Linked DNA regions of Homo sapiens: all the other regions are linked to region 1. A link is a contact called in ENCODE Hi-C data. All regions are on one chromosome and are shown on one strand. The core of a region is the stretch at or near the end of the contact, and the rest is flanking DNA. Distances in the headings are between cores, read along the strand shown.

Region 1 (4,124 bases), core at 1,607-4,106:
TAGAGGATGCTAAAAAGAAGGGTAGGTTACAGTAGCTCCCATCCTCTCAAGCAAACTCAGGGAGACAGCCTGCCTTCAGCAAGTCTGACAACTGAGATTGGTCCTCCACAGTTGGCTGGCGAGCTCTCCTGCAGCCCCTTGAAAGTCAATTCGATCGCCAAAACTGCAGAAACGGCTGGGTGCGATGGCTCATGCCCATAATCCCAGCACTTTGGGAGGCCGAGGCAGGCAGATCATGAGGTCAGGTGTTCAAGACCAGCCTGACCAACATGGTGAAACCCCATCTCTACTAAAAATACAAAAATTAGCCAGGCATGGTGGCGTGCACCTGTAATCCCAGCTACTCAGGAGGCTGACGCAGGAGAATCATTTGAACCCAGAAGGCAGAGGTTGCAGTGAGCTGAGATCGCACCACTGCACTCCAGCCTGGGCAACAGAGCGAGACTCCGTTTCAAAAACAAACAAACAAACAAACAAACAAAAAAACAAACTCCAGAAACTAAGCTAGCTCCAGACCAAAAGATCAGAGGAAAATGGTAAACTGACACCCTCCTCCTGCATTCCAAAATGCAGAAAGCTAAAAACACTGATTCTGATGACCATAAACAGAGGATCTGGACTGAGGGAGAGTCATCAGAGGAAAAAGCTAGAGACAGCAAAATATAACCCTGTTCCCATCTCCACAACTAAGCTGGAGTCCAAGCCACAAATGGACCACTGCAGCTGCCTCCTCACTGTTCTCCCTGCTCCCACCCGCATCCCCCACCCACTCTCCAAAGAGCAGCCAGATGATGTTTTAAAAACTCTGTCAATAAGGACACGTTCCAACAAAATACTCTCCAAAAACTTTCCATCCACTTGGAATAAAATTCAAACTCTTCACCAACAGGTTCAAAGTCCAAGCCCCGCCCCCTTTATTCCATACCACTCTCCCTCCAAGCACTACATTCTGGACACAAGGGTCTCTCTCTTCGGTTTCTTACAACCTGCTAACCTCCGAGCCTTTTCCCATGCTGCTTTCCACGCCCAGAAGGCTCCTCCCCCTTTTTTTTTTTTTTTTACAGAGCTGGTTCCTTCTCCAGACTCAGTTCAAACTTTACCTTTTCAAAGACGCCTTCCCTGACCATTCTATCCAAAGTGGCATCCCTCCCACTCCACCACTCCCTATCAGACCATCTTTTTGTGTGTTTAGTACTTATCACCCCCGGACAATATTTTCTTCATTTATTTTCCTGTTTCTGTCTTCTCTCCCATTAGGGTTGAGGCCGTGTTTTGTTCACCCCTATGAATACAGCGCATGCAGCAGGCACTAAAAAGAATTTCCAGAATATCTGTTGACTATCAGCAGAGAAGCATCCTCCAGATAGGCTATTTTGTTCTCCTATTAGAATGGAGAAAACATCGATTTAGCCCCTACTATGTGCTGAGCACTGTAAATCCATGATTTTCCTTTCAGAAAGGTAAATGAGCTCAAGGTCGCACTGCTAGTCACTAGCAGACTTCTGAGTGAATTACCTCAATCCTAAACCCCTCTCAAGGGGAAGGGATGTCGTTCTGTGATTCACTCTCACATGGCCATAACAAGAAAAAGCAAACATTTCTAAACTGCTTTACAGTTTTAAAGCATTTTCACATTCATCTCACTTAAGAAAAACACAAAGCACTTGGAATGCCCAGAAAGCCATACGACAACAGGAAGTAAAGTAAGCAGTGCCTCAAGATTCAATACTGGGGCCCTGAATCCTAGTAGTGGGGACTGGGGAGCAGTCGGGAGTCTCTATTTCTGGTTCAGACGGATGGGGAAGCGGTGAGTCATGGGGTGAAGGCTTGCGCCACGGGAAACTTTGGTAAGGTCAAGCTACGAGGCAACAAAAAGTGAATCACAACGCTGGAAAACACCTTAGGCCTCAACAGAGGCCGAACTCTGGCTGACGGATGGGGAAACTGAGGCCTCAAAGGGAAAGCAACTTGCTCAAGTTCACTCAGCAAGTGAATAGAGCAGGAATCGGGGGTCTCATCTCCCCCAGTCCCCTTTTCTCTCCAGCAAGGAGGCTTTTCAACGAGAATTCTGAGACAAGAGGACAGGGGAGAGGCCAAGGGGCAGCTCACAGATTCCACCGAGGAGTCGGGAGAGGGCACAGGTAGGACCAGGAAGCACAGAAATGCTAGGATGGGGGCAGAAATGAGCCGAGGAGGAGGCAGGGGCAGTAGCTAGGCAGGTGGGTGAGGCGAGAAGGAAAAGGCGGAAGAGAAAGGGACAGAGTGAGGGCGGAGGAAAGTGCTGTGAGATTGGGGTCTGAAGGGACCTGGCGGGGTGGAGAGAGGCTGAGGGGAGAGGGCAGAATAAGTCTGACGATGGAAAAGTCCAGGGATCGGGGAGACATTGAAGGGAGTCGGGGAGGGGGTCCCAGACCCGGCAAGAAGTCTGACCCGGAGAGTTCCAGGGTCAGACCAGACCCCGAGGCGAGTCTGATGAAGGTGAAGTCCGGGCCCGGGGAGCCTGGGGGGAGCCCGTGGCAAGTCTGAAGGGGCCGGGCAGCCTCACCGCGCTTGTTTTTGGTGCCGTGCTTCTTGGCGGCCGTCAGCTCCTGCTCGATTTTCTTCTCCAGGAACTCCTGTTTCTTGCTTAACATCTCTTCCGTGTCCCGCAGCCGCTGGATGGCCTCCTGGGGGGTCGGGCCGCCCTTGCCGGCCTTACCCCCTCCAGCCCCGAACAGCTTCCCGAACACCGACATGGTTGCTGCTCGCCGCGCCGGCCTTCGCCGCCCGCTCCGGCTCGGCTCGGCTCGGCTCGGCTCGGGTCGGCTCCGGCGCCCGCTCCCAGTCCCGCCGCTCCCTGCCGCCGCAGGCCTCTCCTCCGCCTCCGCCTCCGCCCCGCAGCTGGGCCCGGCCGCGCCACCTCCCACAGGCCCCCACGCCCGGCCCGGCAGGCGTCAGGGCAACGCGCCACTGACTACAACTCCCAGTGGGCAACGCGCCGGCCGCGCCTCAAATCTAATAGGGGGAAGCGTGCTGCATGCCGGGAAGCTATAGTCTTCCGGCTTCAGGCGCTCCCCGGCGCGTCTTTTGCTGTAGCTGGGGTCAAAGGGCGTGTGGCATTCTGGGAAATGTAGTCTCCTTGGCCTGCGCTCTGTAGGAGTGGCAGAACAGTAAGAGAAATGACAGTAAGTGTGCAACACTGCTCAAAAATTTATTGCTAGTATGGGATACTGCCATGCTTGAACTTCACATGTATATTCATGTGAAGTTGTCTTAAAAGCGTGAAGGCAACAGTTGTTTCCAATTTCAACCTGTCAATTCTGTGGTCACAGAAGCAAAGCAGTATCTTCTCCAGTTAAGTACGGTAGTGTCCCCCTTATCTGAGATTTTACTTTGAGTAGTTTCACTTGGCCAGCTAAGGTCTGACAGTATTAAATAGAAAATTCCAGAAATAAACAGTTCATAAGTTTTTAATTTCCATTGGCCTAATGAAATCTCGTGCTATCCTGTTCCATCCTACCTGCAATGTGAATCATCCCTTTGTCCAACATACCTCTACCATCTGTTAGTTACTTACCAGCTTAGGAGTTATCAGATGGACTGCCACGGTGTTGCAGTGCTTTGGTTCGAGTAACCCTCATTTTACTATATAATGGCCCCAAAGTGCAAGAGTAGTAATGCTGGCAGTTTGGATATGCCAAAATGAAGCTGTAAAGTGCTTCCTTTAAATGTAAATGTGGAAGTTCTGAGCTTAAGAAAAAAAATCGTATGCTGAGCTTACTGAGGTCTGCAGTAAGAACGAATCTTCTAGCCCTAGAATTGTGAAAGAGGAAAAAGAAATTCATGCTGGTTTTGCTGTCGTACCTCAAACTGCAAAAGTTACAGCCACAGTGTGTGATAAGTGCTTAGTTAAGATAGAAAAGGCATTAAGTTGTATCCTTACTTACAGGGGAAAAAAAGAAAATAAATTTTTTTACAAAAGAAAAGAAAAAGCATTAAGCTTATACGTGGAAGACACGAACAAAAAATGTGTTCCAACTGACAGCAACCTGTTACCCCCCAGAAAGCATTGAGCCTGTATAAAGGCTTCAGCAAGGAATCTCCTAAAACCAGTGGCACCAAGCCACTTACTGAAAGTAATGGAT
Region 2 (4,335 bases), core at 1,181-3,680, 1.3 Mb before region 1:
CCTCCTGGGTTCAAGCGATTCTCCTGCCTCAGCTTCCCGAGTAGCTGGGATTACAGGCACGTGCCACCATGCCTGGCTAATTTTTGTATCTTTAGTAGAGACGGGGTTTTGCCGTTTTGGTCAGGCTGGTCTCGAACTCCTGACCTCAGGTGATCCACCTGCCTCGGCCACCCAAAGTGCTGGGATTATAGGTGTGAGCCACCGCGCCCAGCCGGCTTACAGGTTTTTAATGGCAGGAGGGCAGAGGCCACAGGCGAAGTCATAAATCAATACATAGGGGCTGTATATTGGTTCCACCTAAAAAGACAGGACATCTCCAACCAGGGGCCCACAAGTGGATTCAAAGATTTTCTGACTTGTAATTGGTTAAGGAGGTAAAGCTTTGTCTAAAAATTTGGGATCTGCAGAAAAGAATGTTAGCTCTGACTTATGGTCGTGTCCTCCTCCAGGCCCCCTAGGAAGAAATTTATAACAAAAAATAGAAGTCAAAGTTTAGTTCTCAGCTCTCCCTTATCTGAGTTTGCCTATCAGCAGATCCATTTGGTGGGGGTTCGAGTTTCTAAGAAACAACACTCAGGGACAAATTTTAAGATGTTATATTCAGTTTCTATAGGGAACAAAATATCTCCTGACTGTAACTTCTTTGGCTATTTTTTTTTTTTTTTCTGAGATGGAGTCTCATCCTGTCATCAAACTGGAGTGCAGTGGCGTGATCTCGGCTCACTGTGACCTCTGTCTCCAGGGTTCAAGTGATTCTCCTGCCTCAGCCTCCCAAGTAGCTGGGACTACAGGTGCATGCCACCACGCCCAGCTAATTTTTGCATTTTTAGTAGAGATGGGGTTTCACCATGTTGGCCAGGCTGGTCTCGAACTCCTGACCTCATGATCTGACTACCTCGGCCTCCCAAAGTGCTGGGATTACAGGTGTGAGCCACTGGGATTACAGGTGTGAGCCACTGCACCCGGCTGAGTTTATTTTTGTATAATGTGAGAGATGAGGATCCAGTTTCATTCTTCTGCATGTGGCTTGCCAGTTATCACCAGCTGTTGAATAGGGTGTCCTTTCCCCACTTTATGTTTTTGTTTGCTTTATCGAAGATCAGTTGGCTATAAGTATTTGGTTTTATACTGTGTTCTCTATTCTGTTCCATTGGTCTATGTGCCTATTTTTATACCAGTACCATGCTGTTTGGGTGACTATGGCCTTATTGTATAGATTGAAGTCAGGTAATGTGATGCCTCCAGATTTATTCTTTTTGCTTAGTCTTGCTTTGGACATGCAGGCTCTTTTTTGGTTCCATATGATTTTTAGGATTCTTTTTTCTAGTTCTATGAAGATGGATGGTGAGTCTACTCCTTTTAGATGGGGTGTGAGGATGGTAACCATAGTGCCAGTTCACCTGGGAGAGTCACTTTTATGCCTACCGTCCCGGTGTAATTATTTATTGTGTCTTTTCATTCTTTAAAGTGTTCTGGTTTGAGCAGTAAGTTACAGTCATCTTAGTTATGAGTCACAATCTTCACCATTCCCTGTTACATCACACTTAGCTCTCCTCTTTCATTTTTATTACAGGCCCCCTGCTAGGAAGGGAAAAAGTGTGTGTGTGTTGGGTGGGGGGAGTCAGTGCCATCCTGCCACAGAAGTTAGCTGAAAAAATGAGTATTAGAGACAACATGCTATCTGGTGGATAGAAATTAGGACAGGGTTTTCATCTGACAGAGAATATGATGTCACAATTTACTAATCCCTTTCCCTTCCATTATTTAATTTCACAACAACCTACCCAGTTACACAACTTATCCAGTTTGAGACTGCGTTTCTTTGTGTATGGATCTGCTGTCTTCCCCTGTAACCTGCATTTCGTGATAAAGGATCCCAGGCCGTTCTGCTCACCACTGTATCCCAGACACCCTCCCTTTCCCCTAGACATGGTTTGGTGTCGGGCGCAGAGAAAGCCCCAGGAACTACGATTGATCAGGCTCCCAGAATCTATAGATGGAGTGACCTGACGAGGACACAGGCGCAGTGGCAGAGCGCGATGACTTGGTCGATGTCCGCGGTGAGTCACGTGTAGAGAGAAGCAGGCAGGAAGCGGACTCGAGGGCCTGACTCCTGACCTGAAGCCCAGGATCATTTCTTGGCCAGCTGCCTGCATCCTGCCCAAATCGGCGAGAGAAATGGGAGAATGTGGACCTTGGGAGATTTCGCCGAAATGCTGGGCCCGGGGGCCAGAGAAACCGGCAGTGCAGGAAAGGCCACATCTCTTTTCCCACCTACCCCGCTGCCGCGCAGGACTACAATTCCCAGTAGCCTCCACGCCGCACACGGTCCCTGCCACGCGGCTTGCGCCTCCGCCGACGGCCCACTGGGGGCGCTGCGGCGACCCCTCCGCCGCCCCGTAGAAATCTCCGCGGCCCCGAGGCCGCTTGCTTCCTGTTTGTCCGACGAGGAGACATGGCGGCGGCGCCGGTAGCGGCTGGGTCTGGAGCCGGCCGAGGGAGACGGTCGGCAGCCACAGTGGCGGCTTGGGGCGGATGGGGCGGCCGGCCGCGGCCTGGTAACATTCTGCTGCAGCTGCGGCAGGGCCAGCTGACCGGCCGGGGCCTGGTCCGGGCGGTGCAGGTACGAGGCTGGACCAGGAGGGGCGGGGCGGGGCGGACCAGGCGGGAGCTGGCGGGGGGCCGGGGAAGAGGCCTTTCCAGGCCGCCGCTGGACGGGCCAAAGCCCTTTTGGCTGGCCGGAAGGCCTCCCTGTGAGCTGCCCGGACGCTCTCAGCTGCAGCGGGGCCGTGGGAAGCAGCTGGCTTGATGTCCCTTGTCAGGGGCCGAGCGGGGCTGGGCTGCTGTGGACACTGATGGCGTGTACGAACCCTGGGCCCAGTTTCTGGATCCTCCCTTCTTTGCGCCACGTCTACACGTCTGGGGGACCCTGTCGTGTTTGTTTTAGCCTCTGTGGGCCTCGAGTTTATCCCGTGTATTGGGCGTGGGGGAGGGGGTCATCATTGCAGCCCCCAAATGGTTCCCGAGCATTTCATAAATGTCATTTTCTCAGGCCTTTCCTTGACACTCTTTCCTTCCCCTTTCTAAAGTAGGTCCCCATTGTTATTCTGTCACAGCCGCGAATTCGTTTCGTTTACATTACTTTCTTAGTCTATAATTTCGTATTTCTTTGTTGTCTGCCTTTTTCTCGCCCGTCTCCCACATTAGGCTGAGTTCCAGCGGGTGCAGAGACTATATCTGGTTTGCTAGTGTAGAGCGTCACGGTTAAGAGGGACTCTGGAGTCAGGCCTGGGTTCAAAGCCCTGCTCCTCTCTCTTGCTTGGGCAGGTGACCTTTCTGTGCCTCAGTTTCCTCACTTGTAAGATGAAGATGAGAATTAGTAACCTACCTTTTAAGATTGTTGTGGAGATCAAAGGGGGCAATTGTGTAAAGCATTAGTGCATTTCTGGTGCATACTAAGGGCTGAAGGTAGTTAATATTAAGCATCTGACTTATAACAGGTGCCCAACATATGATTATTGTTATTTTTGAGTGAGCGAAGGACACTGCTTTAGGGTAAACCAGGTTGAATAGGACCTAGTCCACTACTTCTTCCACCCTCCCCCACCCCGAACCTTGCTAACACCTGTAAAACATTAGCTTTATTTAAAGACAGCTTTTTCATAAAAAGTTTGAAGGATACTCAAGAAACTGATAAAGTGGTTGGTGGGAGTGAGGTGGGAATTGGGCTAAAGGGGGAGAAAATGGGAGTGAGACTTTTCACAGTGTAACTTTATTTAAATTTAATTTGAATATCACTTCCTCAAATGACGAAAAGGATAGAATAAAATAAAGGCTAGGGGGTCTGTGTGTATGGAGGACTGTGGACGAAAGGAGCAGTTGTGAGTGAGAAATGTTTTCCTGGCCATCACACAACCATAGATGAGCAGCCTTTTTCCCCCTTGTGTTCTTAAGACCTGACTTAAGACCCTGTAATCCCAGCACTTTGGGAGGCCGAGGCAGGCAGATCGCTTGAATCCAGGAATTCGAGACCAGCCCAGGCAACACGGCAAAATCCTGTGTCTCCAAAAATTTAGCCGGGCATGGTGGTGGTGTGTGCCTGTGGGGAGGCTGAGGTGGGAGGATTACCTGAGCCTGGGAGGCGGAGATTGACAGAGTGAGACCCTGTCTCAAAAAAAAAAAAAAATCCTAGAAATACTTGCTCTTTCCTTCTTAAGCTAAGATACCTTACCGAGCTGGGTGTGTAGAGACAGGCAGAAAGAGGACTAACTTTTAGTGAGCACATAACCTTTAGAAAAAGTACGGTACAAGGCATATGTTATCTTTAATCCTCAA
Region 3 (4,044 bases), core at 935-3,434, 1.7 Mb after region 1:
CTCCAGTTTCATCTTGTATCATTCTCTCCTACCCCAACCCTCATCATGCTTCGGCCCCTCCAGCCTTCTGTGTGTTCCTCAAAAACACCAAGCTCCCTTCCACATCGGCCCCTTACACTTGCCATTTCCTTTGCTTGGAACATTCTTTGCATGGCTGGTTCCTTCTTGTTAATTATGTTTTAACTCAAGTCACCTCCTCTGAGAAGACTTCTTTCTGACCACTCAATCCAAAGTAGTTGTGTCACCCAGTCACCCCTAATCACTATCACTTCATTTTGCTGTCCTCACAGCATCTACTGGTGACATTATTTTGTTCACGTATTTACTTGTTCACTGCCTGTCTCCTCAAACCAGAAAGGCTCCACAAGTGTAGGGACCTTGACCCTGTAATTCACAACTACATCCCTAGTTCCTGGAACAGAATTGGTACTCAAATATTTGTTGACTAAATAGATGTGTACCACATATATGTATTGCTAGCTTATAACCTCTTAAAAATCTCTGAACAAGGCAGGGATTTCCCAGTGCAGTGCCGTAAATACCACTTTACTCAATGTTTTCCTTATAGCAAGAGAGGGTGTGATTTCCTTTTAAGTTCTTACACTATCTCTGTTCTGAATGTGGTACCAGAATATATATACATATATGTAGGTTTCAACATACTACTTTGAGGATTTGCCCCACTCGTGGTTCAGCCTGAAGTCTGAAACCACAGAAACCAGGTAAGGCCATGAAATCTTTTTACCTGACCTCTGAAGTTCTAAATAAGGAATCCCTCATTAAACAAAGGTAAGTTCTCAGTCAGCTAAGAGAAGGAGGGAAAATTGCTACCAGTCAATAATATATCCCTGTTTGGAGAAAACCAACACCAAATTATTTAAGCCAGAATCTTCCTTTGCTAAAGTCAAATGTCATTTCCTTTTCTCTGAGTCTTCCTTGTCATTCACTCCCCGGACGAAATTATCTGCTGAGGAGGCAGTATGCAGGAAGACCCAGGAAATCATTCTGGACTAAGTGACTTCAATTTTAGTTCTGGTCTCTTGACAAGCAGAATTTGAACTAAACTTTTAGAAAAAGGGCCAGTCCTTCAAAGATTTACTTCCAAGGTTCTGCACCAGGAGCCCGCAAGCTCTGACCCAACTTCCAAGCATGGCTATTTTACCTCCACCCTCATCCACACACAGACTTCATCCCAACATATAGCTTCATAATAAAGAGCCTTCATCCCTAACGAGCTGTGTGGCCATGTTGGGGAATGGGAAGGAGAGCAGTGAGGTGGGGCTATTAGTGTTTTTCAAAACGTAGTTCACAGACCACCTCCACTATATAATCACTAGAGTGCTTATAAAAGGGCAGATTCCTGGGCATCACCTAGCCCTATGGAATTAGAATCTCTGGGAGTGGGGCTGCTCAGGAAACTGCATTTTTAGCATGCCTCCCCCTACACACCTCGAGATTCTTATGCACAGTAAAGTTTGAGAACCAACAGGGTAAAAGGTCCCTAAGAGAGGGGCAGGGAGTTGACTGAGAGAAGACAGGAAGGGCAGGGAAGCCTCTAGGGATGAAAGATGGGGGTGGGGTAGGTGAAGGCAAGCTCTGGGGTAGCGGCAGTCAAGGGGGTGCGCGATGGGGACAGCTATGAGTGTAAGTGAGGACAGGGCTCTGAAAAGGATCTGAGGCAGCGCTTGGGCTGGGAGGGTGGTCAGAGGAGAGGTCACATCTGCGGACTGGTTATGATGGTGGGGAGGCGGGGAGAGCAGGGTCTGGACGTGACGGGGAGGAGCAAGGATGAGAATAACGGGAGGGGGTCTTCAGAGGGGTCAGGACAGGGAGGTGAGAAATGGAAAATGGGGCTCACAGTGGGCGGAGACCAAAAGTAGAATGGGAACCGGCGAAGGCAGCAGCCGAGGTCTTCCTCCGAAACGGCGCCTCCCCCAAAACTCGGGGCCTTCACAAGCCTGAGTGCAGGGGCAGGGCCAGGGAGGTGGATTTCGGGGAAGACAAGCCCAGTCAGAGGTAGCCCTCAGGCCTGAGTCAGGGGTCCCGGAGGTGGCTCAGGGCCAGGCATGGGGTGCTGGAAGATCCTGGGATACCCCGGAGGGCCCCGCTCCAGCTCCCGCTCCCGGAGTCTCCTTCACTCACCATCGCCGTCGCCATCTTGGATCCACGTGTCGCCGTAATGACGTCAGCGGAAGTGGTGCTCCCTGGTTACGGAGTTTAACTCCACAAGGTGGTCGTCTGGCTTCAACCGCTCCTGTAGTGGCGGTCAGCAGAGGGGAAAAGGAGTCTTAGCTCCTGCTCGACAGTCTGGTCTGGGAAAGTAAGGTCGCTGATTAGGTGAAGAGAGAGAACGGTGTAACTAAGGAAGCCATATTAGCTCCTGGCAGAAACTGAGCCTCCCTTATTCCCGCTGCATTGTGGGTAATGGGGGTGTGCGAAAGTGCGCTCGTGCTCTCAGCGCCATCTTTACTACTGGCAGGAAGACCCATTGCCAGGGTTACCTGAGACCTTGATTTGAGGGAAAGGGTGGGCACTGGGGCTCCAAGAGCAGTACGACTCCAAGAATAATTTGTAATTATATATTTAAGTATTTGTTTGATTTTAAGTATTTGTTTGACTATCCTATATCCTCTTTAGTAGACTGTAATCCCCATGAGGGTGGACCCTGTTTTTTTGTTTGTTCGTTTTTTACCTTGCTCTTCCTCATTCCCATCTGTGAAATGGGAAGGGGGTTGGTTCATCATAGGCTTGTGATGAGGATTCAGTGACACAGTATTACATAGGATGTATTCAATAAATAATTGTCAGTATATGTTTATGTATACTCCTTTGGGCTTGTGGTAGATGCCCAATACATTATTTTTTAAATGAACGAGTGAAAACCAGCATATTCAGTGGAGGGAGATATCTCTGAATGTGGACGTCATGCACTAGCTTAGTGTGTGACTCCAGACAAGTCACGCAATCTTCCTAAGCCTCAGTTTCCAAATCTGTGAAAAAGAGACTCAAAGAATCATGGTATTAAGGTTGGGAAAGAACTCAAAGTTCATTTGACCCATGTATATCACTTTAAACTGAATACAGTACCAGTGCTATCTTAGACTGTTTTAAAAAAGCTATTAAAAGAATAATAATGATTAATAATAATCATCAGCACTTGCCGAGCATTTTGTGTGCTGCAGCACTTAGCATTATGCTAACAGTTCATTAGACTCTTTTTATCTAATTCTAGGGGGCAAGGGACAGTTGAACTCTGATCCCCACCTATGGGCACCACTGTGGTGGATTTTCTGCAAAGATGGCTGCCACGTAGTTCTGTCCGTCCTTGCATGATGAGCATACGGTTTCTCTCCTCAAGAGATAGACTCTGTTTTACCTCCTGTTGAATCTGGCTGGTCATGTTGGTTGCTTTGACCAATAGGATGTGCTACAAGTGATTCTGCCAGTACTGAGCCTAGGCCTTAAGAGGATTGAAAACGTCTGATTCTACCTTCTTGGTTATAAAGAAGTGTAGCTACTCTGCTGGAAAGGCACCTGGAGAGAGAGGGAGGCCCAGCCAACTCCTCAAGACATTCTAGAAACTACAGCTAAGCACTATAATATGTAACTGAAGTCATCTTGGACATTCCAACCCCCACTGAGCTACTAGCTGAATGCAGCTACATGAATAACCTCATGAACACCATGTGGACCAAAAGAACTGCCCAGCTAAGCCCAGCTTTAGAGTGGGGTGGTTTATTATAGATCATTTCAGTAATAGATCATTGAAACACACACCCATTAACTCTTGTGACCTGCACAACCATCCTGAAGATTGGCAGATTGGCTATTAACCCCAAGGAGGAGGAAGCTTGAGAGACTAGGGGGAATTTGCTGCAGTCTCATAGTTTCCAGACTTGGAACCAGTTTTCCTAGAGCTTCGATCCTGAGTGTTTCCCACCATTTCTAGCTGCCTGAAGAAAGATAACTGATAAGGAGCAAAGCTCCATAAATGGCCTATTATTTTTTAGTATTTCCATTTTTTTTCTCATGCTTTGTATTTTT

Evidence for each region. A loop is a pair of places that touch in the nucleus more often than their neighbours do. Pooled maps may share reads with other maps.
Region 2: a map of CD4-positive, alpha-beta T cell shows a loop between it and region 1 (4-fold over the local background). The contact joins the promoter of TRPC4AP here to the promoter of CHMP4B in region 1. A Hi-C loop is called at or near these places in 3 of 168 maps with a recorded cell type or tissue (CD4-positive, alpha-beta T cell, gastrocnemius medialis and naive thymus-derived CD4-positive, alpha-beta T cell) and 8 of 50 pooled maps.
Region 3: a loop to region 1 is called in a map of B cell, with 21 times the contacts of the local background. The contact joins the promoter of TM9SF4 here to the promoter of CHMP4B in region 1. A Hi-C loop is called at or near these places in 3 of 168 maps with a recorded cell type or tissue (B cell, CD4-positive, alpha-beta T cell and CD4-positive, alpha-beta memory T cell) and 9 of 50 pooled maps.

What each region holds. Positions count from the first base shown.
Region 1 is chr20:33,810,080-33,814,203 of GRCh38, reverse strand. It overlaps CHMP4B (charged multivesicular body protein 4B), which reads right to left and starts at 2,856. Exons shown (of 5, transcript NM_176812.5): 1 at 2,546-2,856. The coding sequence starts at 2,735. It overlaps ZNF341-AS1 (ZNF341 antisense RNA 1), which reads left to right and starts at 3,105. Exons shown (of 4, transcript NR_110623.1): 1 at 3,105-3,164. RefSeq lists enhancers at 1,563-1,632, 1,461-2,301, 3,068-3,147, 2,887-3,181 and a silencer at 2,728-3,007.
Region 2 is chr20:35,090,902-35,095,236 of GRCh38, reverse strand. It overlaps TRPC4AP (transient receptor potential cation channel subfamily C member 4 associated protein), which reads left to right and starts at 2,430. Exons shown (of 19, transcript NM_015638.3): 1 at 2,430-2,623. The coding sequence starts at 2,456. RefSeq lists a silencer at 2,529-2,658 and an enhancer at 4,185-4,335.
Region 3 is chr20:32,107,854-32,111,897 of GRCh38, reverse strand. TM9SF4 (transmembrane 9 superfamily member 4) reads right to left here and starts at 2,184. Exons shown (of 18, transcript NM_014742.4): 1 at 2,143-2,184. The coding sequence starts at 2,157. RefSeq lists enhancers at 1,178-1,920, 2,084-2,263, 1,921-2,665, 1,668-2,867.